2 separate regions of the Homo sapiens genome follow, and region 2 is linked to region 1. The links are chromatin loops, found by intact Hi-C in ENCODE. Cell type or tissue: endothelial cell of umbilical vein. All regions are shown on one strand. Links, peaks and the distances in the headings refer to the core of each region. The heading gives the core; the rest is flanking DNA.

Region 1 (11,141 bases), core at 4,719-8,718:
AGACTAGTGACAATGTGTATCACGTGTGAGTATGGTGGGTGTGATTTAAAAGCACCATGTGGAACTCACAGTCCTTTCTACAGTATACCATATGAACCCTTATTAATTGGCCAGTGACTGCTCTTTTTAATACAAATAACTTATCCTCTGGGTCTCTCTATTTCTTTGACTTAACTCAGAAGTTCTCAGAGGAGCTGTGTGGGAGGCTCCTCTGTCTCTGATGCCATATCCCAAACACCCTCAACAAGGCTCCCACGCATGAAAGTATTTCTTCTGTCTGTTCCATGTTCTTATGGAAGATGAGTTGGTAGTTAGGGAATGCTGAAGGACTTTCAGGTTACCTTGGTAGAACTGAGAACTGAGTTGCTTTCAGAAGGCTATAGTTTCTCAGGACTAGGATTTCCACTCAATTTGTGACATGCTGTTTCTTGGAAATTTCAATTCCATAGTATTCAATTTTACTTTATAGTTCTTTATTTTTCTAAGTTCATTATAATATATTTTTCATATCTCCCAATACTTACTGTTATGTGATTTTTTCATGTAGAGTCACTGAAAAGTAAAATAGGATATTATATATACAAAGTACATTCATCTGAAGATGCTAGTAATATACTTACTGAAAAAAGTTAAGAATATTATTTTATCTATGAAGAAAACAAAAGGACACAAAGAAAGATTTGTGTGTGTGTTTGTTAAGATAGTCCTTTCCATACTTACTTGGATTACTTTTGCATAATTTCCAAACAGAGATATTTTTGTATTTTTCTAACCTATCATAAGTTTTAAAGCTATGAACTTTGAATAAACTAGCCACTGTAATCATAAGCACAAGTTTTCCTATTGACATAATTTGAAATTACAAGCATCATGTATTAATATTGCATATCTATTAAGTTGGAAAGTATTACCCTTTGCCTCTAACGGTGTTATATATTTCAGGATTAAACATGTTAGAAATAATTTATCTTAGCTGTATTTCACAGACTTTAAGACTCATCCATATGATGTCTTATTTTCCATTCTGAAATTTGTATTATATAAATGTAGACAATTAGAAATGCTGTTATGTTAGGATATTGAGCTCTAGAAATCACCATTTCAAATTAATCCCTTCAGTATTCATTCTACACTTTATTTCAGAACCATTATCTGCCAGTTATTATGTTGGGTCTGGGAAATAAAAAAAATGAATGAAACGTGTTTCCGCTGTCACAAAATGCACAGACTAGGAAGGCAGGAAAAAAAAAGTACAGTGCCATGTACTAAGTAGCGTAGTAGAAGTGCATTCTAGTACTGGTAACTGTCTTGTCAAAGGTTCTGAGCATTTGGTAAGGGAGAGCTATTCAGAAAATGAAAGACAGTCCACTGCAGCTAGAATGGAGGATTTCGGGGAGGGAGAAGTAAAGTGGAAGGGAAATGAGGACAATGGAAGGAAAGGAGACTGGAAAGTTTGATGGAAGCCTAATAGAGAGGGCTTAGGATGCTATCCTAAGAAATTAGAATTCTAACTACAAGAGGTAACATTCTTAGCATTTCACAAATGCAACTTTAAGAGTTCCTTAATATTTAGAAACTAGAAAGAGAAGTTTGAACTAACTTGGATTTCCATTATAAAGAGTAGTAAGGAAGCCAGGCAAAGAAAGATCGTGAGAAAAAGAAGAAAAAGGAGACCTCAGTGACACAGAAATTATAACTGATCCCAAACCACCAAGAAGTGCCATTTTGTTTTTCAAATTTTTCTTTCATACCCTTATGTTGCTATTGCCCTTTGTCTTCTAAGATGACATATTGAAGTTTTTTCTAAGTCTCTTGCTTGCAGAAGATAATAGTGGTAATGTTTCTGAAGAATTAGAGCATTAAATTGAGAACCTTGATGTTAGAGATTATGTCTTTTTTCTCTTTTTTTCTTCAACAGTGTCTCGTACATATTATGCTTAGTAAATATTAAATGATGAATAAACGAGATAAGCCCAGAAGAGTAGAGCTTTTTGTTTGCCTCTGAGTTTATCCCTGAAATTATGATAAATTTTCTCATTCTGCAAATTTGAAATTATAAAATCAAATCATTAGGATGTCTGGCACATAGTAACTCCTCAAAAAATATTTGCTGAATAAGTGGGTGAAATAAAACTCTAAGACAATCAAATGAAGTATCTGTTGACTAGTTCCTGGGAATATGGCACTAAAATATTTTTTAAAGGTCTCATCTAGTTGGAGAAATATTGCAAGATGAATGTCATGGACAGTATTATAGGAGCTCAAAGGAGGAAAGAATCTCTGTGGACTAGACAAATATGAAAAGGTTTCAGAAAAATGATGGACTTCACTAAGGTTTGAAATATTGGTATGATTTATAAATGTGGAGAGAAAAATAAGTTGTTGAAGAACAAGGCACGTGTAGGAGCTTAGTGAGTTGGCTGTTTTGGGTTCATTAATTTATTAATTCTGCCACATTTTCTTTCTAATCCTAATGAATGCTTAATGATGCATTTCTTTCTTACTGTTTTCCAGGGCAGTGTTGGCCCTGTGGGACCAATTGGACCTGCTGGAATTCCTGGCCCAATGGTATGGTTCTATTTGTATAATGGATATTTCCCTTTAATCTGTCTATGATATCACAAAATGTCACCTTTTTTTGTAGGGCCTTTCAGGGAATAAAGGACTACCTGGAATCAAAGGTGATAAGGTGATTTAAATATTAATATTATAAAAATAATTTTTATCACATTTGTCTTTTACTTTTCAGTCAACACAATTTATGAAATATTTTGTTTTTATGGAGTCTAATTTGTAGTATCAATTATATTAGTTTTCCTCAGAAGTAAGAAAAATAGAGAAATTATTCTTCTACAATGAATATTTGCTTTCTTATAATATTGCCATGTTTGTGATACATAAGTATCTTTGCATGAAATTGTGCTTTCCAGGGTGAACAAGGCACAGCAGGAGAGCTAGGAGAACCCGGGTATCCTGGAGACAAGGTAATGTTTATACCATTAATTTTATGTAAATATGAAAAAGTGTAAATTCAAAAGAAAGAACTGCTTATTATTTTATCCATGTATTGTGTTAGAATGTGGTATCAATATGGTTTTAAGTTCTTGTTTGAAACTTTTGTCTCAATATTTTAGCATACTTTATGAAATTTTTTAGCAGTTTGTAAATAGTGGTATGTCTGCCTTTTGTGGTATAATAACTTTCTCTTCTGTTATTCTCTTCTCTTAGGGTGCTGTTGGTTTACCAGGACCACCAGGGATGAGAGGAAAGTCAGGGCCTTCAGTAGGTTTGAACTTTTGCTTTGCTCTTTGTAATTGACAGAGTGCATGTCATGGCATGAGTCTCGACACTGTTGATCTAAGTAGGGTATAAGCCTACTGAGCATTTGTCTCCTTAGTTTTAGAATATAGCAAATCCCTCAGGTATTCAGTTCACATTCCATAGACTTTTGGACTTCCCTCTACTCCCAACCCTAGGCCAAAGCCAAGTTTCTGAGAGTCCTAAAGATCTTGGTCATATTATTCTACTGAATAATTTAATATAGACAATATTTAAATTAAAACAATAGGCTTTGAAGCCAGAAAATGTAAAGCACCTTAAATAATATTTTAACTTTTCAAAATATCAATTTTATTAAGGAAACAGTCTGAAGAAAAGGTAGCATGTTTGCACTCTCTTGTGGACCAAAATATTCTAAATCCTTATTTTTTTTCCTGACCCTTGGACATCAATTAGACGAAAGAAAAAGATACCTTATATTGCTGTTAACATAAAACTCAAAAAATTATAAATCTAAAATTACTTAATAATTAAAGCTATTTAAATAAAATGGTTAAAACTTGAGAAAATATATTTCTAAATATTAAAAATCATAATTATTATAGCTAACATTTGCTGAGTATCTACACAATACCAGGCAGTATTCTAAGGACTATACATCTAAATTAATCTTCACAACAATCCTACAAAGTTGGTACTATTATTATTCCTATTTTTTATATTAAGAAAATTGAGACACAGTGTTAGAAAACATCTAAGGTCACCTGGGTGGCCACCTACTTAGTAGGTGACCATTCAGAAAAACCTAGGCAATCAGGTATGTCAGAGCTCATGCGTTTAGCTACTGTGCCATACTGTTTTAGGGTTTAATATTTTAAGATGGTTTTAGGAGTTTAATATTGATTACAACTCTGTGAAGGTAAAGGTGATTACAGATAGAAAAAATTAGATATAGGATTCAATTCTATGAAAAAGGTAGAGATGATTATACATACAAAAAATACATATAGGATTATAATTTATTAATGTCACATTAAAATATACATTAAAAAATAATTGTGTTATGTTCCTGAGCAGTTCATTGTGTTCCCTCTAACTCTACCCTTCCATCTCAGGATTATTTATTTTTTTAATCTCAGGAAGCAGTATTAAATTACAGAACTTTACCCCATTCTTTGTGACTTCTAACAGTGACAGTATTTTATATACATCTCTTAGGAATTATTTAACCCAAAGAACAATTTTTGGCATCTATTCGATGAAATGTTAGTGGTGACCTTTGCTTATACTAGTTCTTTGCCCTGGGCTTATTGCCATAAGGGCTTAACCTAATAAGCCGTGTACCCTCCCTTGTACCCTTGAGTTGAATCTCAGAAACTCTAGAGTGCATAAATTGGATCATGAGACTAGGTCATGAAGCTAACAAACAACTTCTGTTTTTCAAGGATGGTTCTAAACCATATAAAGACTCTCTGATATTTGCAGTGATTGGCAAAATAAGATACTTTTTACATATTCTTTTTTTTAAATAATGTGACATTTTTCTAGCGCTTGACCAAATAGGATGAAATGATACAATACATGCTCTAAGGGCACTATTAACTAATAAATAATATAAGTATTTTTTTGTGCTTTACAATTAATTTTTTGAGAAAACTAGAGTCAAGTATCGTGCTTACACAAGGCAAACCATTTTAGTGTTCCTTACTCTTTGATTAAATTTATATTTATAACATGTTGATGGGAGTAAAAAAATCATTGGCTAGAGAGACAAAGACCTGGATTCTGGTCCCAGCTCTGGCACTTAACCTACTGGCTATCACCTTGGGTATTTAACCACCATGGTACCAGCTTCTCATGTTTAAAATGAAAGTTAGGGCCACGTGCGGTGGCTCACGCCTGTAATCCCAGCACTTTGGGCAGCTGAGGTGGGTGGATCACGAGGTCAGGAGTTCGAGACCACCCTGACCAACATGGTGAAACCCTGTCTCTACTAAAAATACAAAAATTACCCAGGCATAGTGGCAGGCACCTGTAGTCCCAGCTCCTCAGGAGGCTGAGGCAGGAGAATCGCTTGAATCCAGAAGGCAGAGGTTGCAGTAAGTCAAGATTGCGCCACTGGACTCCAGCTTGAGCGACAGAGTGAGACTCCATCTCAAAAAAAAAAAAAAAAAAAAAAAAGAAAGAATGAAAAAAGAAAGTTTAGGCCATATCATATGTAAGGTTCCTTATAGTCCTGTGATTATGATGTTTTTCTCTTTTAGACATAGTACTTACTAATATTCCTCCTAGTGTAAGCTAAAGAAAAGGCAGAGAGCCTGTTTCACCTTTAACACATTATCTTAAAGCCCTTAGTATTTTTTTCCTGAAAGAAGTCACAATAAATGCTAATGATGTTCTTTTAGGGCAGGGAGCAAGAGACAGTGAGAGTGAGGCTTTTACTTACTCATTTTACACCTTTCTGTACTGTTCTAATAAAGAAAATTAATGTCAGCAGGAATTACTTTGGTAGGGAGATAATTGATTTTTTTTTATTTGTTTTATCAAACTTTTGAAAACTACTTTGGGCCGAAGATAAGATAAGCATTCATGAATTAAAATTAGTGAGATAGCCTTGTATTTTGTCTCTTGTTGTATTTATTACTTGTTTGTATCTTTTTGTTTTAATTAAAAAAAAAATTTTTAGAGACAGGGCCTCCCTCTGTTGCTCAGGATAGAGTGTAATGGTGCCATCACAGCTCACTGCAGTCTCCAACTCTTGGGGTCAAGTGGTCCTTCCACCTCAGCCTCTCAAGTAGCAAGGACTGCAGGTCCACCACCATACCCAGCTAATTAAAAAAAAAAAAAATTGTAGAAACCAGGTCTTGCTTTGTTGCCCAGGTTAGTCTTAAACTCCTGGCCTCAAGCAATCCTCTTACCTCGGCCTCCTAGAATGTGGGATTATAGGTGTGAGCCACTGCACCTGGCTGTATATATTATTAATAGAAAAACTGTAGGTGTTTGACCAGGAAACCTTTCCTTCTTATAGAAGGAGACACTTGTTTGATGAAAAGTTGCTTATGCAGAATCAGTTATTATATTAAGAAACAAACTCCCACATTCAATTATATAAGTTAATGCCTATCTAAAATGTTTGTTTACTGTCGTGGAAAGAATGCCAACATCATAAGGATGTCTTCCCTATTTTATAGATCCTACTTTTAATTTTCTGTTACCTAAGAGGTTGGTGTTACTAACTAATATTGTTTCCAAGTAGATCTAAGTTGTAACATGAAATAATATTTTCAAGATATAAGAAGGAATGTCCTGATTTGGAAAGTTGTTACAGTTCTTGAATAGGGAAGCTTTTGCTCTACAAGTATTTTAAAAAAAAATAGAGAAAACTACCACTCTGAGGTTGTTCGTAAATACACTTTCCTTTAGACCAAGAAAACAAACACAATTGTTATGCCCTATCCATTTTTTAGCTAGGGATTTTTGTCATTTGTAGAGGTTTATTTAATATTAGTTATCTATAAGTTACTTAAAATGTCAGCTTTTATAAAGAAAAATTGACATTCATAGGAAATTTGCAATCAAAATTTTACAAAACAAAGAATTATTCTGAAGATCAAATAAAATCATTACACAATTTCTGTTTTTAAATATGTGATTGTCAATCAGCTTTTCTGAAAACAAAGCCCTAGGGTATTGCTATTTTATCCTCACTGCTTAGAAATTTAGCTTTGTGGTTGGATTTTGCCACTAGAGGGCTCCAATGAGAGCCCCTCGCCCCTTTCTCTATCTCTTTAAAGAGAGATGCTTGTCATTTTAAGAACTTCAGTATACTGATTCTGATGGATCACAGATTTTGTTTTTGTTTATTTGGAAAGGGAAACTTAAATGAGCCTTTCCATAATATTTCACTGCCTTTCTCTGGATTTGATTGCAGTAGTTTATGGTGTCCTGTTTTATGTCCAGATACCTCAGCACTGAGAATGAATTAAGTGCATATTGGAAACTGTGCTTTAGGTTTTGGAAAATGGGCAATCCCGTATTGTAACTTGCAAGTTTAGGTGATCTGAGGCTTATTTAAATTAAATTTGAAGCTCATATAGAAACTTAATATGACAGAAATAATGAATGCAATAGTTTTTCTTATGAAAATGGATATATCAGACTACTGTCCTCCCTTTCCAAACTTTCATCTCTCGAGAGCATTGCTAGCCTTCTCTAGTTTCAGGCTTTATACCTACTTCTCTTTCCTGTCACTTTCTCCTTTAACCCTGATTTCACATCTTTATCATGAATGTCAGAAACTAGCTTCAGAGATACTGAAACTGAATCCTTAAAACTTCAATTAAAGGATGAAAACAGTCTAGGAATTCTATGTGTGAGCCAGGAAAGCAGAAAGGGTGTGAAGAGAAGGAATAATGATTGTAAAATTGGTTGACATTTAATGAGTACTTCATATGTCAGACATTGTGCTTAGCACTTTACATATATTATCTAATTTAACTCTCCAATGACTCTTTGAGAATGTTAGTACTATAATTATTATTTCTATTTTATTGATGAGAAAACTGAGGCTTAGAGAGATTAAGCAACAAGGATTTCAATCCAGGTGAGTCTTAATTACTAATTCAGGCCACTTACAGTATCAAAGGAGAGAGGAATTTTCAGAGACAGCCCTGGGACTGTGGTTATTTATAAAAGCAGTTTCTCCTCTAGAATTCCCTATCTTGTTGAGTCCAGCTTTATTGTCTTATCTCTGTGAAACACATATAAACATACAATTCTTTTCTTGATTTGAGCACTTGACTCATTAATTTGTTTGTATCACTTAACACTTGAGTGAATGTATATTAAACCCATAAACATCTTATTTAAAAACTTTTACAGTAATGATGGTTACAAATTTTTCTAAAAAGTCATTACAACCTTGTTTGACATGATAATATAATGACTGACTGCTATTTGTTTACCATATGCCTGTTTCTTCTTTTAATTGTGTTTATTAAGTTTATGTTTATACTTTGATCCTCCCCCCCCATTTTAGGGCCAAACAGGTGACCCAGGACTCCAAGGACCATCTGGCCCTCCAGGACCAGAGGTAAAATATTGGTGGAAAGTTAATAAATTTGAAACAAAATGGTGGAAATTAAACTTGTTTGATAAAACATGTTTCAACATAGCAAGCTTAAGAAAGATCCTCTTTAAAGTTTAGATCTCCGTAAATAGTTTGGACTACATTTTTTCTGTTATGTCACGAGGTATGCAACAGGGATCCTAGGGAAACAGAAAAGTGCATTAGCCACATTTTCACACTGATTAGGATCACAGCTGATTTATTTGTTCTGCACAGCTATTAATAACAAGTACTTGAGGCTTGGAACCAAATTTCAGGAAAGAAACTCCACTGAATTATTAATGCAAAATGTTTCCAATTATTGCTATATCCATATATCATTTAAATCTCATACAGTATTCTAAAATAAATACAATTAAGTCTGTAGTACATATATCAAATTTGTTTGTATATACTTTAAAATTTTTGACTTTGGTTTAATGGTTGATATACAGTGGCCTTCTTTTCTAAAAGTCTATATAGAACATAAGCTTCTGAGATAAAACATTTGGATTTTAAAAAATCCTACTATGAGTCAGACCTATGAGTCAAAGATATACTACATGGAGATGAAACTTCTGAAGCTCACTCTAGTTTCAAAAATATATGCCCATATTGATATGTGTGTGCCTGTGTGTGCCTACACACACACACATACACGCAAGCACACACATATCAGTGTACATACATATTTAATTTAGAGTCATAGATTCAGCAGAAGGCTGAGAAAATAATTGGCATCAGAATAAATAAGTTAGAGCAATAATGTCATAGTGTCAGAGTAGTAGGCAGAGTTTCTAAGACTACTGCTGTACTGATGCTGTCTCCCTCTCTTTGTAAACCATAAGATCTACTTCTTACTTCACAGCTGTCCTTCAAGGTTGGCTGATTTCTTTAGAAAATGCCTATTCTTACTTACTGTATGATTTCAAAACACATTGGGTATTGACAGTTCAAAAATCTAAAAAGCAGGCTGGGCATGGTGCAATCCCAGCACTTTGGGAGGCTGATGTGAGAGGATCGCCTTGAGTCCAGGAGTTCTAGACCAGCCCTAGCAACATAGTGAGACCCTGTTGCTAAAAAAAAAAAAGAAAAAATGTTTTAAAAGTTAGCCAGGCATGGTGGCTCACACCTGTAGTCCCAGCTACTCGGGAGGCTGAGGTAGGATGATCACTTGAGCCTGGGGTGGCACCACTGCACTTCAGCCTGGGTGACAAAATGAGACCCCGTCTCCAAAAAAAAAAAAAAAAAAGAAAAAGTAGAGTCTTCAAAACTTCATTGTAGCTAGTTTTACCAATAGAGAGGTAATAGGAAGTAAAATACAGTAGTATATTGATCTCAGCATTCTGATAGGAAGGAAATTGAGTAATTAAAACTTCAGATTAGTATAAGCTTCTCCATATGAGCCTACAATTTTTATTTTAATCATTTTTAATGAAAGCTTTCCTGGAATGAATAGTATTTACTGCCTTGTCATACTGAGGATACAGAATCTATTTTAATTTTCATTATCTTTAAAGGTTATTATTATGACTGTATTGTCCTATTATTACTGCAGTTACAGGTGATATGTACACTAGAAATGGCTATGTTACCTCCTTGCTATAAGTATGGTTTTGAGTCATTTTTCTTCTTTCTCATAAAGCTTGGTTAAAGGATGCATGCGCCATGTTTTCACTTACTACTTGGTCTTCTAAAGATGTTTATTTATTTCTCTCTTCCCTTTAAAATTTCATAATATCCATCAACACTGAAAACATTATCTCATTATCTCTGATTTTAGCACCACTAATATAAGGTCCTGAGCCCCAGCATTTTCAGAGTACCAATCCTTCCTCTTCACCTGTATTAAGTTTTTTCATGGGGCTAAAAATGTAACCTGTACTCTGTCAAGAACTGATGCTAGATTGTTTTGGGAAATGGGGCCTAATTCAAGGAGCATAACTTTTTCTTGATCATAAAAATATAGTACATAGGCAACTATATGTGAGACAACACTTTTATCCAAATCCTTGTCAACATTAGGCTTTTAATAAACTTGCAGGTCCAAGAATTTTAAATAGTATATTTGGTAGCAAACCAAGCCTGAAAACTTTCTGCTTGTATAGTGGATGAATTTTACTCAGGTAAAGGGTCTTATGCATTGTGCTAAATTCAGACTTTATCCTGTATGCGTTAACCAAAGATATTTAAGCAAGAGAAAGGAATTATCAGAGTTGTGCTTTATGCAAAGCAGCAGGGGGAAGGATAAAAGAGAAGAAGGGAAGGAGGAGTGCCAAGGAGATGAACTAAAGGTTATTTAGAAGGATGGTGCAGCAGAGCAGGGGATTGATGATGAGGTCCTGTGACAATAGAAAGGAAAGGATAGCTTAAAGAGAGAACTAGAAAATATAATTCACAATACATAAAACAGTTCATTCCAATTGTAAGAGAGAGGAATAAAAGGCAATTTGAACACTTTTTGCTTGAAAAGTTGGGTAGAATGTGGATCATCATTCCAAAAATAGAAAATAGGAAAAGGAGGAGGAGGAGAAGGAAGAGATTCAGAGTGGCAGGAAATAATGTTTTGGCTTTGAATCTGTTAGGGTTCAAAGGCCTTTAGGAGAAATAGAAAATTAGTCTAATAAGAGTCTTAAAACTGTAGGCCTAAAGCTCAGAAAAGTAGACTAGAGATACATATTTATATAATCATCTGCATAAAGGTATTAGATGAAGCAATGTAACAGATGAATTAAAACAAAGTTTAAAAATACTA
Region 2 (11,141 bases), core at 4,712-8,711, 120 kb after region 1:
TTTTAATAATAGTCATTCTTCCTGTGATATGATGATATCTTATTGTGGTTTTGATTTCCATTTTCCTGATAATTAGTGATGTTGAGCATTTTTTCATGTGTCTGTTGGCCATTTGTCTGTCTTTTAAGAAATGTCTGCTCAGGTTCTTTCCCCAATTTTTAATAGAATTATTTTTTAACTACTGAGTTGTTTGAGTTCCTTGTGTATTCTGGATATATAGTTCCTTGTCAGATGAATAGTTTGCAAATATGTTCTCTCATTCAACAGGTTGTCTCTTCACACTGTTGATTGTTTCTTATGTTGTATGGAAGCTTTTTTGTTTACCATAGTCCCATTTGTCTATTTTTGGTTTTGTTTCCTGTGCTTTTGAGGTTTTAACCCAAAAATTATTGCCCAGACCAATGTCATGGAGCTTTTCCCCTTTTTCTTCTGGAAGTTTTATAGTTCCAAGTCTTCATATTTAAGTCTTTAATACATTTTGGGTTGATTTTTGTATATGGTGCTAAATAAGGGTTTAATTCTTCTGCATCTGGATATACAGTTTTCCTAACATCATTTATTGAAGAGGCCATCCATTCCCCATTGTGTGCTCTTGGCACCTTTGTCAAAAATCAGCTGGCTATAAACGTGTAGATTTATTTCTGGGCTCTCTTTTCTGTTCTATTTGTCTATGTGTCTGTTTTTATACTAGTACCATGCTGTTTTGGTAACTATAGTTTTGTAGTATATTTTATTTTATTTTATCTTTTAAAGATGGGGTGTAACTCTGTCACCCAGGCTGGAGTGCAGTGACGCGATCATATCACATTGCTGCCTCAAATTCCTGGGCTCACATGATCCCACTGCCTCAACCTCCCAAGTAGCTGGTTCTACAGGCATATTCCACCATGCCTGGCTAATTTTTAAATTTTTTGTAGAGACAGGGTCTTGCCATCTTACCCAGGCTGATCTTGAACTCCTGGGCTCAAGTGATCCTCCCTCCTCAGCTTCCCAAAATGTTGGATTACAGGTATGAGCCACCATACTCAGCCCAGTAGTGTACTTTAAAGTCATGTAGTGTGGTGCTTCCAGCTTTATTCTTTCTGCTTAGGATTACTTTGGCTATTTAGCCTCTTTTTTGTGTTACATATGAATCTTAGGATTTTTTTTCTATCTCTGTGAAAAATGACATTGGTATTTTGATAGGGATTGCACTGAATCTCTAGATTGCTTTGAGTAGTAAAAGTATTTTTTAAATGTAAAACATAAAATGAGTGGTTATTATTACTATATGTATTCCTTAATTTTAGAGGGAGTTCCTTGATTTGCAATACCAATCAGCACTTTACTTGTGAATGTTTAATATTCATTTTGTAAACTTCTAAATTTCAGGTCCTCTCTTCCAGTCTGAATTCACTTGCTGACGGGATTAACCTCATTTCTTTTTAACATTTGAAAAAATATTATAAACTTAATAAAGCACAGTCGTTCAGTCTTTGTACAGTTAGACATCGTGGGAGTCAGGCTACTCACCTAACATCTACAGACTTCAGTTTCTTCATCTTAAAAAGTGGGATTTGGACTAGTTCAGCTATGGCAGTAGGTGATTTCTGTGCCCAAACAAGAAACTGGCAATTAATTATGAGACTTACTCCAGCTAGATGCAGCCTTTTCTACGTGTATCTAGGCAGCCACTTAATCTGATTTTATCCAAGAAATGAAATGTATTTTCTATCTTTGGACCAAACAATCTTTTTAAATAAAATTCTAAATATACAACTATGTGTCCAGGGGCCTTTTGAAGCTTAATGCTTATGGCTGCCACCACGTAAACTTAGAATGACTTCTAACTTTCTAACTCTCTATCACTAGCCTTGGAGATATCTACTTCATTGGGCTTGATCATCTAGAGTCAAACTCCTTATCTTCCACTACTCCTCCCTCTCCACCCTAAGCAAACCTACATTTCTAATTTGTTTTCTATTGATGCTGTTATCTTCTACCAATTACTCAGTAATAAAATATCAAAGAAATACATAGTAATTCTAGGTTGTAAAGGAGTTTTAAGGGCCCAATTAATTACCAGTGGACACATTTTCAATTTAGACCTTACTTGTTTTTTATAGTATTTTAGAATGTTGACCACTCATTCCTTTTCACAGTCTTTTGGCCTTCTTCTTTTGTTACTCAAAAAAAAATTAGCTGTGTTTCTTTTGGAGCAAAAAGAGAAGAATTAGGCATTGAAGGTGCTAGAGAAAAAGAATCAATAGAGACGGCTAAAATTTCAAGATCATCTTGAGGGTTGAGGGTGATTATTAGAGCAAATTCCTGAGGGACCTTCATGCTTAAAACTTGAGTCATCCTTTGAACACTGTTCTTTTTTCATCTTCGGCTACTCAATTATTGAATATTCTAAGCATGACCCCTCATCAGAACTTTGCACTTGCTGTTTTTTCTGCTACAGTGATCTTCCCCAAATTATTTGTATAGCTTGCAATCTTACCTCTTTTAGGTGTCTACCCACATGTCACTTTAGAGAGACTTTTCAGGCCACCCTATCTGAAATAGTCCTCCCCACCTTGGATACTCTCTAGTTCTTTGTTTTTCTTCATTATACTTAACTACATATTTTCATTTTATAATTTAGTTTTACGTACTTATTTGCTTGTTTATGAATTCAGGGATTTGTCTCTTCTCTCTACCATGTCCTCTGGACCTAAAACAATGCTGGCTTATAGTAGGCACTCGGTATACATCTGCTGAATGAATAACACATGTTAAAAAATACTGATCTATGAAATTAAGTCCATGCTCCTCAACTTGATCTTCAAGGTCTTGCACAGTAAGACTGTAGTTCAGTTTTTCAGTCCTTCATTGGAAAATAGAGCAGAAAGAAAGTTGGGAATAGATTATGGAGTACCTTGAATATAGACTTAGAAATTGTAGGGCCGGAGCTATGGCTTTATCAGGATCAGTGGAGCTACAGATCCTCCATGAAGTGTGTGTTCTGTCCAAATCCCTGAATGTGCCTCAGAGGATCAAGGAATGCAGTTACCCTAAGAGTTCCCAAGAAGAGAGTCCTATTATAGTAAATAGCTTTTAATAATATAAAGCTAAACCAAAGCTTATCTCAGATGGGATACAAGAGAAGATTCTGAAGCCTAAAGGACTCCTTCAAATCTGTATGTTGTCCTGGGAGATTTGTATCACCGTTCTGTATAGAAATCTTTAGCATCAGTTTTCTGCCAAATTATTTGTAAGTGAACTTCAGACCTTCACCTTATAAGTCCCAGTCTTCTTTTCCACACTTACATCTTAATATTTCTCAACATGTAATCAATAGCCTAACCAAACAAACTACTTTTTTATTCTTTGAGTATCTGTTTTCATGCCTCTATATTTTTTTCACATACTATCCCTCATTGTAGAGTTTCTTCTATTTTGAATAAGTCTATGAGAACTTGACCTCCAGCTGCTAAAAATATCTTTATTTCCCATTACAAATGTGAAGTTTGTCTCCCTCTTTGAATTCTTGTTTTGGTCCTTGGCATGTCTTATCTCTCTGTATATTATTGTCTTTTGTATATTTGTATAGTAGAGAAACTTTCTCTCAATTATAAATCACTGTAACACTTAACATAATTCCTTTTCCACAGGTATTCAGTTAGAGTCTGTAGAATTGAATCAAGTCCCTGAACAAGGACTTTAAGATCTTCCAAAGAAAGTTATAATTTAATGGAAGACTATTCTGTCATTTTCTTATAGAATGACTTTTGCAACGGCTTTTTTGCAACTAATTATTGAATGAACACTGAGAAGTTTTAAATTTACACGAATATTTTCAGTAGTATTTTCTCTACCTTTTCTGTGCCCCTGCCATCTCCCAGTAATTCCTGACAAGCAGTTGCATAGCAGGTACAATGCAGTCAGCACTCATTTTCTTTCTTTCTTTTTTTTTTTATTCCAGCTAAACTTTATTTCTTTTTTTTTCTTCAATTTTTATTTTAAGTTCAGGGGTACGTGTACAGGAGGTGCAGGTTTGTTACATAGGTAAACATGTGACATGGTGGTTTGCTGCACAGATCATCCCATCACTTAGTTATAAAGCCCAGCATCCATTAGCTATTCTTCCTGATACACTCCCTCCCCCGAGGCCCCCTGACAGGCCCCAGTGTGTGTTGTTCCTCACCATGTGTCCATGTGTTATCATCATTCAGCTCCCACTTATAAGTGAGAAAATGCGGTGTTTGGTTTTCTGTTCCTGCATTGCTATCATTTTCTAATAATGTGAAGAGAAGAGCACCATTTAAAAATATTAAACTTAAGGAGACTGCTTAGAGAAACAAATCCAGCCACTTTTAATTTAGAGTTGATTAAGAACAAATTCTGGCTGGCTGCTGAGTAAATTATAAAGTGAACGAAATACCCAAATAACACACCTATATTATAACCACCTCAACTACTGTGTTAGCTATTTTTGTGCTCATTTGACTTACTATTTGTCATTAAATCTTAAAAACATGGGCTGATTCTCCCATGCAGATAGGTTGAGCCATATACCCAGCTGTATTATTTTCTGTTGTCAGGGCATAAAATCAACATCTTGGCCGTGCGCGGTGGGTGGTGGCTCACGCCTGTAATCCCAGCACTGTGGGAGGCCGAGGCGGGTGGATCACGAGGTCAGGAGATCAAGACCATCCTGGCTAACACAGTGAAACCCCGTCTGTACTAAAAATACAAAAAAATTAGCCAGGCGTGGTGGCGAGCGCCTGTAGTCCCAGCTACTCAGGGGGAGGCTGAGGCAGGAGAATGGCGTGAACCTGGGAGGCGGAGCTTGCAGTGAGCCGAGACGCGCCACTGCACTCCAGCCTGGGCGACAGAGTGAGACTCCGTCTCAAAAAAAAAAAATCATCAACATGTTCATCTGTGAGGACACATAACTGTTAAGAAAAAAAAAGGAACATTTCAAATTAACAACAGGATATTTTTTTCACCTCTAGGGATCAAGAGGACCAGATGGTCTCTTAGGGGAACAAGGTATACAAGGTGCCAAGGTAATCATTGATTTTTCTCATTTCATATGTAGTTAAATTTTATTGAGATCATATGTCCTACTAGTCTAAAAAACAATATATTTCCCTACAAAAGTATGGTTCTAAGTTTTCTCTTTGTCTAAGTATGAAACGCATAAAGTTTTTACTACACAGGCAGAGATGTTTTCTTTTCAATAATGAACTATATACTTACTGTCTTTTTTGTATGTGAGTGTATGCTAGCATATGCTAGCATAGTAAGACCATAATTCACATTCTTACTAACTCACCTGGCTTTGATACTTTGTTAGGGTGAAAAAGGAGATCAAGGAAAAAGAGGGCCTCATGGTCTTATTGTAAGTAATAAAACATTTCACATTAAAGATGAACATTTTAAGTCTTTTTTGTTTTTCTTAGTATGATTAATCTTTTTGGAGGGGACTACTTGACTCAAGAATTTTCTTTCTCATGTAGGGTAAGACTGGAAACCCTGGAGAAAGAGGATTTCAAGGGAAACCAGTAAGTAATTTAAAAAATCATGCTATGAAAAATTTTTATCTGCATTTTTGGGGGAAAGGGGCTGCTCAAACAATGTTTGGGGGATTTTTTGACACATAAAAATTATATATATTTGCAGTATACAATGTGATATTTTGATATATGTATAAATTATGAGCTGATTACCTTTATCTGCTTTATTCTCTAATACAACTATTGTTTAGTATTCAATATGTTGGACTAAAAGAATATAAGTTCTTTTTCTCCTTTAATCATTGGGTCATTGTTTTATTTGAGCAAGTTGCTTACCCATTCTGGGCCTGGGTTGTACCTATCCATAACTGGTGGTTATAACTGTTACTTTTACTTCACTCTAGTTATGATAAATTACTTTTACTGTAAAACCCATTTCAAAATAAAATGGTGTGACATATAAATATAATGAGACATTAATAAAGCTAACATAATAACTAACTTTTTTCAGGCCTCTTGCCTAGTTTTCTTTTAACTCAACTTGAATTCCTTTTAGGCCTTTGGAGTATAGAGCTGTGTGTGTCTTCATGCCTTCCCATGGCACTGCTTAAGAGTTGTTAATATTTTATAATACTAGTTATTTTCCTACCATCAAAAATCTTACCAGAATTATACATTTTTTTCCCTGAGAGGCAACAAGTTCTATGGTTATCATCACTAAGTAAGAGGAAAAAAATGTTAAAGATTTACCCACACATGCATACTTACACATAGACATGTAAGATAGTACATGTATGTGAGCACATAAGCTTAAGTATATGGATATTTTTACTTTCATTCAGAATTTTAATTTTTAATGATGACATTTTGATTTGTTATATACACATATATGTATAATATAAAGTTATAAAAATAGATAATATAAATAGATTGCAGCTCGGGAGACAGAAAAGGATAGAATAAAAATGTTTTAGCCGCTACAGTATTAATAATTGTCTATGTAGTAAATGTCACTGCATTTGCTTGTTCCTTTTTGAAATCTGCTGCCCCCTGCCCGCTGTTTCCCACAATAACATTGTATTTAACAGTGATCCAACCTAAAATACCAGAGACCTAAGACAGAAAACAAATGACTATGTCTAGGAAAGAACTTGTGTGTGGCATTGTATTATTGATTAACGTTATCCTCAAAGAATATTACTTGAGTTTTAATATTCATCACCTGAGTTTCTATTATATTGATATAAATGGTGTTTGTATAGATTATGACTACTTTGATATACTTTATACAGTGCTGATACATTGCAGTGAGTGGAAAAGTTTGGAGGTCAAGTTCATCCCTCTCATTTAAAAAAAAAATGAGACCCAGAGAAATAAAATTACTTATTCATTTTGTATTCATTGATGAGCTGAAAATAAAGGTAAAAATATAGGTCATTCATTGTTGACCTTCCCTAGAATTTTACCTTCATTTTCAGCCCATCAATGTATGCCTGTATAAACATGATATTTCATGTTTGACTTTCTCAATTAAATAAAAGATACTAGAATCATTCTGTAACCTTACCCTGGTTTGTAACCTTACCTGGCAAACATGTCTCATAGACTCCTGGAAGAATTAAATTACCTTAGTGTATGACATGGTTGGACATTAAATATGAATTTATAATAGTTGTTGAGGTTTACTTAGCTCTATACCTACATTGTCTCCTTCTCCTTGATTGGATTGACATGATGGGATTGGATTGACATCTTGGAGAAGCTGGGAAAAGTCAACTGAAAAAAGCCAGACAAGCCCCAAAGGTTCACTTGATCCTTCAGCACAGTCTTAGCGTTTTTAGTCATTTATGCACTATCAACAAACAGGCAGTGCTGTATATTAGAAAGATAAATTCGAGGTCAGATTGTCCTTTGGTCTAGTGTATGCTCCTAAAAACCATATAACTTTGTTTAAATTGGTTAGGCCTGGGCATGGTGGCTCATGCCTGTAATCCCAGCACTTTGGGAGGCAGAGGCAGAAGGATCTCTTGAGCCTGGGAGTTCAAGACCAGCTAGGGCAATGTAGTGAGACCCCCATCTCTAAAAATACATATTTTTTATTTTTAAAATGAATTTTAAAAAATGGTTGGGATAAGAGCTCTAAGACCCTCTCCATCTCTAAATTTTCATAATTTTAAGCCAGGAATTAAATGAAAACTGGCAACATATAGTGCTCTGGTAATCCAGATAACTAGTAAAAGTATATTTGTCCGTGGACCAACACTGTTTCCTATACAATACTTGCCTCCCATACATCTGACTCAAAAGAAAATCAGGAAGAAAGACCACAATCCATTGTGTTATTAAGGTGTTAAGGCCTGGATCACTATTTTAGGTTCTCTAAATAATATAAAAACTATCATAACTCATACGTTACTGAGGTTTTTTTTATCTAGATAGTCTATCAGTTTGTGAGATGGGTGTAAAAATTCTTCAACTATAATTTTTGTGTTTCTCTATTTCTCCCTTTAATTCTTTCTAATTTTTCTTTATGTATTTTTAAATTCTATTGTAAGTTTATTCACATTTATAATTATTATGTCTTCCTGATCAATTGATCCTTTTTTTGTTAAAAAATATTCTTGTTTATCTCTGGTAATACTTTTTACTCCTGGTAATACTATTTGTTGTGAAGTATATGTTATCTGATATTAATACTCACATAAAGTTTCTCCAGCTTTCTTATGCTTGCTGCTTACATGGCATATCTTGTTCCTTAATTTACTTTCAACCTATCTGTGTCTTGATATTTAAAGTGAATATCTTATAGTTGGACCTTGTGTTTTATTCATTCTGACAATTTCTGCCTTTTAATTTGAGCATTTGTTCAATTTCAATTTAATGTAATTATTGATACGTAATTGATGTGGTTAGATTTGGGTCTCCCATTTAATGATCTGTTTTTCTTTGTGTCCTTTTTATTGTTATTGTTCAATGTCTTCTGTTGGCATTGAATAATTTTGAGAATTCTATTTTAATCTGTCTGTTGGATTTTTAGCTCTATTTCTTCTCATAATTTTCCATGGTTATTCTAGGTCAAGGGACAGCAAACTTTTATTGTGAAGTGCCACAAAATAAGTATTTTATGTAAATACTTAACACAAGTGTAAGAAACTTGCCAACAATATAGGTCCATTTACTAATATTTTTTATGCTATAATTATTTTATGTATTACATCTACATATATTTTAAACTACGCATTGCAAAGTTATGATTTTTGCTTTAATATAAATAAAATATTTTCATGATGTAAATGAAATACATACTTTAGAGATGTTTAATGGGGAAAAAATGTTTATCATTTACCCACATATTTGCCATTTCTGATGTTATTCATTCCTTTCTGAAGATTTGTGTTTCCAAATGGTGTCATTTTCCTGTAACCTATAGAACATCCTTTATATTTCTTGTAGTAAAGTCTGCTAGTACATATTTCTCTTAGTTTTTGTTTATAAAATGTCTTTATTTTTCCTTTACTTTTGAAGTATACTTTCACCGGATATCAGATTTTAGGTTGACAGAGTCTTTTGGGGGATTTTTTGTTTTCATTCAGCACTATAAAGATAACTTGCCATTTTCTTTTGGCCGCTGGTATTTCTGATAAGTAGTCCACAGTTATATATATATAAAATTAATCCCTTGCATATAATGTATCATTATATTTTATTGGAATCAATCATATTGGAAGTCATATATTGGTTTTGCCACTTACTAGCAGTCTTGACTTTGTACAAATTACTTAACTTCTCTGGGCTTCAGTTTCTCTATCTTTGATATAGGAAATCTTTCATAGTCATAATAAATGTATAACAAATGATATTTATTATGTTCCTGGCACAGGCTCTAATAAATAACAACCAAAATAGTCATTATTATCCTCATGGTCATCATTATCATAGTTACTGGGTTGAAGTCATAGAGAAGGGAGTTCTGAAAAGCCTTAAAGATAATTTTTATTTTATTCCAGCTTGTGCTTTTCCTCTTTATCCCCAATAAAAACAGAGTCCACTTAAATTATTTCGTAGCTTTGCAAAAGAGCTTTTATGCAGTATCAACAGCATTAAAAGTACATGATAAGCTTGATATTATGTCTAAACATACTTTACAAAGAAAATTGGGCAGACATTATTTAAAGTTCTGAAGTTTTCTGTATATTTCAGTTGGTGTACTAGGCACAGAGAGATTCCTTATAATGATCCTCTCTCTTAATTAAGGATCCTGGAGTAAATAGGCACCATATCATTTACATGACTGAAACAGGGCCTCAACCAGATGGGAGTCCATAATTTTACATATTTCCCTTTCCCTAGCCAGAAAAACTGAACATAGCATTAAAGATTATAACTTAGAAGATAGTGTGTTGCTAAGAACTTTGAATATCTTTACTTCTAATTTAATGTCATATTTTTATACCTTTTAGTTTTTAAGGTAAAATGGTATTTGTGATTAGCTGTATAGTTATCAGCTTTCCTGAGATCAATAATGTAGAAGATGCAACTTACGGCCGGGCGCAGAGGCTCACGCCTGTAATCCCAGCACTTTGGGAGGCCAAGGCGGGTGGATCACGAGGTCAGGAGATTGATACCATCCTGGTTAACACGGTGAAACTCTGTCTCTACCAAAAATACAAAAAAAAAAAAAAAAAAAATTAGCCGGGCGTGGTGGCGGGCGCCTGTAGTCCCAGCTACTCGGGAGGCCGAGGCAGGAGAACGGCGTGAACCCAGGATGTGGAGGTTGCAGTGAGCCAAGATCATGCTGCTGCACTCTAGTCTGGGTGACAGAATGAGACTCCGTCTCAAAAAAAAAAAAGAAAAAAAGATGCAATTTACAAAAGGATCAACATGTTATGTATTGTCAGTGGTCATCAGTGCCTCGCACACAGTAAATGCTCAATAAATCTTTGACTGAGTCAGAGAAGACTCAGAATTTGGTTTAGTGTTCTATCTACTTCATATCTGAGATGCTCTTTTATGGTACTACAAAGAGTGTAAAGATGGGGAAAAAAGGAAGTTACAGGTCCAGTATGGTTATTTCCAGTTATCTAGGTTCCAAGACTCCTGTGCCTTGCCAGGGTTTAAAGGCAAAAGTCATACTTATTAACACATCACAAGGATTATTATTTTTGGAAAAAGGAAACTTTATATGAATATTAAAACTATAAAGAAATTCAGATTTAAAATAATTTTGGATAATTATTTGTCACAATATAGGAGTGAGGATTAAATAAAAATAGGGGTAGATATAAAGAACTCCTACAACTCAAGAATAAAAAAACAACCTGATGGAAAAATGAGCAAAGGACTTGAATAGACATTTCTCCAAAGAAGATATACAAATGGCCAGTAAGCACATGAAAAGATACTCAACATCACTAGTCATTAGGGAAATGAAAATCAAACCACCATGGGATACTATTTCACAAACATTAGAATGCTGTTCTAAAAAAAAAAAAAGAAAATTTGTGTGGCCAAGGATGTGGAGGAATTAGAACCCTTGTGCATTACTGGTACAAATATAAAATAGGGGAACTGCTGTGGAAAACAGTTTGGTGGTTTGTCAAGAAGTTAAACAGAGAATTACCATATGATCTATCAGTTCCACTTCTAGGTAGATACCCA

What was found. A loop is a pair of places that touch in the nucleus more often than their neighbours do. Peaks named below come from ENCODE experiments on the same cell type or tissue, not always from the same donor. Only the 100,000 strongest peaks of a DNase experiment are listed, where the experiment ranks them.
Region 2: it touches region 1 in a loop (3-fold over the local background); 15 of 110 quality-filtered maps call a loop at or near these places.

What each region holds. Positions count from the first base shown.
Region 1 is chr1:86,014,381-86,025,521 of GRCh38, reverse strand. It overlaps COL24A1 (collagen type XXIV alpha 1 chain), which reads left to right. Exons shown (of 60, transcript NM_152890.7): 15 at 2,515-2,568; 16 at 2,645-2,689; 17 at 2,931-2,984; 18 at 3,229-3,282; 19 at 8,318-8,371. Among named protein-coding and RNA genes, the nearest start is that of COL24A1, 140 kb to the left of the region's middle. RefSeq lists an enhancer at 8,919-9,108. In endothelial cell of umbilical vein, for the core only: a CTCF peak has its summit at 7,017 (motif pointing right); a DNase peak (open chromatin) is centred at 7,031.
Region 2 is chr1:85,890,248-85,901,388 of GRCh38, reverse strand. COL24A1 (collagen type XXIV alpha 1 chain) reads left to right here. Exons shown (of 60, transcript NM_152890.7): 29 at 4,980-5,033; 30 at 5,324-5,368; 31 at 5,487-5,531. Among named protein-coding and RNA genes, the nearest start is that of ZNHIT6, 190 kb to the right of the region's middle. RefSeq lists an enhancer at 4,232-4,731. In endothelial cell of umbilical vein, for the core only: no CTCF peak of the experiment used is centred there; a DNase peak (open chromatin) is centred at 6,538.